2 separate regions of the Homo sapiens genome follow, and region 2 is linked to region 1. Evidence: chromatin contacts called from ENCODE Hi-C or POLR2A ChIA-PET data. All regions are on one chromosome and are shown on one strand. The core of a region is the stretch at or near the end of the contact, and the rest is flanking DNA. Distances in the headings are between cores, read along the strand shown. Region 1 overlaps FUT8 (fucosyltransferase 8). Region 2 holds the start of LINC02324 (long intergenic non-protein coding RNA 2324).

Evidence for each region. A loop is a pair of places that touch in the nucleus more often than their neighbours do. ChIA-PET counts read pairs that join two places held with the same protein, here RNA polymerase II (POLR2A). Pooled maps may share reads with other maps.
Region 2: a loop to region 1 is called in a pooled map, with 1.9 times the contacts of the local background. The contact joins the promoter of LINC02324 here to the enhancer-like site in region 1. A Hi-C loop is called at or near these places in 2 of 37 single-sample maps with no recorded cell type and 5 of 50 pooled maps. POLR2A ChIA-PET finds 5 or more read pairs at or near these places in 2 of 52 experiments (OCI-LY7 and T-cell).

Annotation. Positions count from the first base shown.
Region 1 is chr14:65,722,051-65,724,807 of GRCh38, forward strand. FUT8 (fucosyltransferase 8) reads left to right here. Exons shown (of 11, transcript NM_001371533.1): 9 at 2,097-2,273. Among named protein-coding and RNA genes, the nearest start is that of MIR625, 250 kb to the left of the region's middle. Within about 2 kb of position 1,470, at least 2 of the 41 ENCODE cell types and tissues checked have a DNase peak (open chromatin) inside an H3K27ac peak, as active enhancers do; they include OCI-LY7, where a contact is called at or near this core.
Region 2 is chr14:65,220,899-65,223,659 of GRCh38, forward strand. LINC02324 (long intergenic non-protein coding RNA 2324) reads right to left here and starts at 1,449. Exons shown (of 4, transcript NR_103769.1): 1 at 1,321-1,449. RefSeq lists an enhancer at 1,782-1,921.

The sequences.
Region 1 (2,757 bases), core at 220-2,719:
TGATATGTAGTAGTTAGGGTTATGTATCTTTACAATATATTGTGAATTTTACAATATGTAGTTCAATTTTTATAGTCCCACCAAAGGACAGAGGTTCTAGAGCTATCCTAAGGTCACATGGAGACTATTTTTTTTTGTTTGTTTACTTAGAACAGCTAAGAAAGTTGCTTAGTAGTGCTCTATTACTGTCTCCAGTTCTCCTCTTCCTTTGCTTCTTTCTCCTCTTATCACAGCTCTCTTTTGGCTTTTGTTGTTGTTATTTTTGAGATAGGGTCTCACTCTGTCACCCAGGCTGAAGTGTAGTGGCTCACTGCAGCCTCAACCACCCTGGGCTCAAGTGATCCTCCTACCTCAGCCTCCCAAGTATAATAGCTGGGTCTAAAGGCATGTATCACCATGTCCAGCTTCTTTTTATTTTTATTTTCATATTTCCCACCCCACATCTTTCCTTGTGTCTTAGTCTTCATATGTAGAGGAGTTATTGACCCCATTCTAAGTGTTAGACGTAAAGAAGGTACATGTGAAGTCAGAATATCAAATCGTATTTCTTCTCATGTAACTTTTGATTGAAATTCAATGGAATCATTCGTTCTGCCCACTTCATCTCTATAGAGCCCACTGAACAATTCCAATTTCCCCAGAAAAAGAGTGATTATGAAGGATGTGGGAAGGAAAGATGATAGAATAGATGTTCATATGATTGTATCCACATCTGGGTTATAGTCTGGAATGCAAAGCAAAGAATAGCCGTGAAGATGGCAGAGTAACTCTGGTGAAATCAAACCTTCACTCCAGATTCATAATAAAAAACTGGCCTTAAGTTTGGCCCATATACTGTGACCTAAAGGCGTATAAGTCTACCTTTTTCTACATATAAATAGTGATTTAGTAATTTGGGGGGAGGGGAAGGCAAGATTTAAGGAGGGTGTTTTAATTTATGAAAATAAACTGTTATTTTTATTTCCATTAATATTGCTTTGGGGCCAGGCATAGTGGCTCATGCCTGTAATCACAACACTGGGAGGCTGAGGCAAGTGGATCACTTGAGCCCAGAAGTTTGAGAAAACTCAACATAGGCAACATGGTTGAAACCCCATCAATTAAAAAAAAAAAAAAAAGCAAAAATTAGCCAGGCTTGGTGACACATGCCTGTAGTACCAGCTGTTCGGGAGGCTGAGGTGAGAGGATCACTTGAGCCTGGGAGGCAGAGATTGGAGTGAACCATAATCACGCCACTGCACTCCAATGTGTGCAACAGAGCAAGACCTTGTCTTAAAAAAAAAAAAATTACTTTGGAAACACTAAGATGGGAGGAGAGAGGAGAAAACTGTGGAAGTCAGTGCCTTATTCAGTACAGGGAAGTGTGAATCTGTGTCCCCAATTTTACAATTTTGGGGCTTTTCTTAAATATGACAGGTGAAATTAATATCTGCTGTCATTTGATATGGTGAAAAACAGAGAAAGGAAATGCATTATGCCCACAACAGAAGGGCTGGAATCGGTTTCATTTACCTAAAATAGTAAAAACCGTTAAAAGGTTTGCTGGTCTTAACGGTGCTGTAAAAGTTTATCCAGGTCTATGTTTTCCTGGGACAACTTTTAAGTTCTACAAGCTGGCAGTTATGGTGACTCTCCAGGGTAAAATAAAGAGGAAAACCCTTGGTATCAGAACTTTACAAATAATATCTCTAATGTTCTTTAGTAACAACTGTGAATCCTGGTATCATCCTGGTAACAAAAATCTTAAGTTGTATTCAGTTTTTTTCCAGACAGCTGGTTGCTGCCTAGTATGAAATGCAGCTCTGAAATTTCCCATTTATTCCTAAGATGTGAATTATTTTCTCTATAAGAAATCATTCTTCAAAGGCTTTACTTACTTTCTAATTCCCCTTGTATTGTTTAGCCTGCAAATATATTTAGAATATGTATTTTTGAGTTTTTAAAATACTATGTGTTTTACTTTTTCTAATAGTGAAAATGAAAGAAAAATCAGTTAAAAATGCCTATAATGCCACCATAAGTAGGGGTATAAATTGAGTACCCTCAAAGCACCCAGTGTCAGTACATTACCAGTAGAATCTGAATTTCTCCCCCAGAGTCCATGTCAGACGCACAGACAAAGTGGGAACAGAAGCTGCCTTCCATCCCATTGAAGAGTACATGGTGCATGTTGAAGAACATTTTCAGCTTCTTGCACGCAGAATGCAAGTGGACAAAAAAAGAGTGTATTTGGCCACAGATGACCCTTCTTTATTAAAGGAGGCAAAAACAAAGTAAGTTAGACCAACTAGTGATTCTAGAGTGGGGTTGTCTCTTTCAGTTTAAAAGAATTCTTACTTCCCATGACTTGTGATTTTTGTATATTATTATTGCTAATTATTAGGGTTTTAAAAATTCAATGGACTATGTACTTGTGTAACTGTCAGTCTAATCAAAGTGTTTTTATTAGCCATATCCAATAATGCCTTATAAGAAGTCTAAAATGAACTGGACCACTGACTTACGCATTGTCACCAGCAATAATCATTATTATCATTAAAAGTATCACCCTACTTCTTGGTACTAAAATCTTCACTAGTCTGTTGGAGCTGCCATAACAAAATAACATAGACTGAGTGGTTTAAATTACAGAAATTTGTTTCTCCCAGGTCTGAGGCTGGGAAATTCAAGATCAAGATGCTAGCAAGGTAGATTTCATTTTCTCTTGGCTTGTAAGCAGCCACTATTTCACTCTGTGCTCTTGTGACCTCTTCTTTG
Region 2 (2,761 bases), core at 199-2,698, 500 kb before region 1:
CAAGCTCTTCCTGCCCAGGGTCTTGTACTTGTTATTCTTTCTGCTTGAAATCCTCTTTCCTCGGGCTCTGCACATGGACATCTCCTTGTTATACTTTAAAACTCAGTCTAAATGACACTTCTCGAAGAGGATTTCCATGTCTATTGTGTTTCTGTCATAGCACATACCCCAAGCCATGAGTACTATGCCTCATTTATTAGTTTGTTTTTTTGTTTGTTTGTTTGAGATGGAGTCTTGCTCTGTCACCCAGGCTGGAGGGCAGTGGCGCATTCTCAGCTCACTGCAACCTCCGCCTCCCAGGTTGAAGTGATTCTCAGGCCTCAGCCTCCCAAGTAGCTGGAATTACAGGCACACACCACCATGCCCAGCTAATTTTTGTATTTTTAGTAGGGATGGGGTTTCGCCATGTTGGCCAGGCTGGTCTTGAACTCCTGGCCTCAAGCGATCTGCCCACTTTGGCCTCCCAAAGTGCCGAGATTATAGGCATGAGTCACTGCACCCAGCCTAGTTTGCTTTTTATTGTCCATCTTCCTAATTAGGGTGAAATCTACAAGAAGGCAGGGCTACTGTCCATTTTCTTCACTGCTGGATCTCCGGCACATAGCCCTGGTTCTGACACCTGCCAGGGGCTTGATAAATATTTGCATCACCCACTCCACTTGTGCACTAGATGCCACCTCCCCTCACCTCCTCGAGGCATCTCTCCACCGGTCCCTCCTCTCTTGTGCATCATCATTTCTCCCACTTTCCTGGATCATTCCCCTCTGCAGACAAATGTGCTGTAATTTCTCCTATCTTAAAAAACAAAACAGATAGACAAAAAATCTTCTCTTGGCCCACATCCTCTTTCAGCCAACACGCTGCACATTTTATTTATTGCCTATCTCCTCCACTAGGGAAGAAGCTCCATGAGGGAATGGCTTGTGTCTGTTTTGCTTATTGCTGTATCCCTAGTACTTCAAAAGTGCCTGGTGCATAACAATTTTTGAGTTGATTGAATAAATCCTTTTGTGGAATAAATGAATAAAACAGTAAAGCCTTTTTCAATCAATAGAGAGAAAAATCAGTCTTATATCTTGAGCAATGTCTAAATAACTTAAAAGATCAAGATGGAGGCTGGGCACAGTGGCTCACGCCTGTAATCCCAGCACTTTGGGAGGCCGAGACGGGAAGATTGCTTGAGCTCAGGAGTTTGAGACCAGCCTGGACAACATAGTGACCCTGTATCTACAAAAAATAATTAATAAGAAAAGATCAACATGGAACCAAAAAACAAATATACATAGGACAGCTCTATAAAGATATGTAGCAGGTACTTACTGTGTATGTGTATTTTCCATTCTCTGCCTTCTAATATGAAAAGGTTGACAGGATAGTTTGAGGGAGAAAGGAAAATTTGCCATAGATTCCTCAGCATCAGGATAACCTCATTGCCTTAGGGCAAAAAATGAAGCCCAGAGGTAGTGACTTTTCCCAAACTCAGTGTCCTCCCTTCTAAGGGCTTAGGGCATAATCTTCCACAAAACACATCCGGATTGCTAACTCACAGTAAAGGAAAAGTTCTTACGTTTACATAGAACCCAGATGCCAGGAATTTTCTAGAAAATGGACGTGCAGTAATAGTGCCGGCCAGGAGATGGCGACGCGCCTTTCTGTCCAGGAGGACTACACTCTACGTGGCACTGAAGGACTGGGAGAGAAGGTTGGGGCCTCCTGGGGCCAGCCAGGGGCCTCTGGGGGAGGATGGCCTAGAAAACAGGGCTCTGCTTCAGAAGGCTCATTCTTGTTGGCGGGGCCCCCATGAGTAAAATAGTTGTTGTTGAATATGACACATTGTTAAGGCCTCAGATGCAAGAGCAATTACAAGTCCAGGGTGGTTGGCAGGTCTACAGTCAGGATATTTAACTCAAATTCAGGGAGTCTGAAAATCTAGGACAGCTCCTTGGCAACCCCGGACTGACAGATCTTTTGTTCGACTTTTCCTAGGTTTAGGCAACAGCCTCTGAGAGCCCACTAGATTTCCTCCAACATGGAGACTCAACCTAGCCAACATTCTACCACAAGAATCAGTACCTGGGCTTTGGGGTCCACCAACGCTTAAAATTGAGTAACTGAGTGCAAGGGTTGCAGGTAGGCAATGTGCCGATAGACATTTACATTTCCTAGAGAGAAAGTCCTTTGTTCCATCTCTTTCTCCAAGGGCTCTGTGATTCAAAAACCGGGACAGGCACAGTGGCTCACGCCTGTAATCCTAGCACTTTGGGTGGCTGAGGTAGGAGGGTCACTTAAGCTCAGGAGATTGAGACCAGCCTGGGCAACACGGCAAAAACTTGTCCCTGCAAAAAATACAAAAATTAGCTGAGCTTGGTGGCACATGCCTGTAGTCTCAGCTACTTGGGAGGCTGAGGTGAAAGGACTGCTTGAGTCTGCAGTGAGCAGGGTTGACAACACTGCACTACAGCCTGGGCAACAAAGTGAGACCCTATCCCGAAATAAATGAATACATAAGTAAATAAATAAATAAATAATTTAAAAAAAACGTTAAGCAACTACTCCAGTCTTTCCTCGCTAGAGGCCTCACTAATTCTTTACCCCAGCAAGTCCTCTGGGATACTGTAATTCTCCATTTTTTTTTTCATTGAGATGTGTCTCACTCAGGGGACAGAAAACACCATCTGTTATTTGAACAGAGAAGGTAATGTAAGAATTACTGGGGCCGAGCACAGTGGTTCACACCTCTAATTCCAGCACTTTGGGTGAC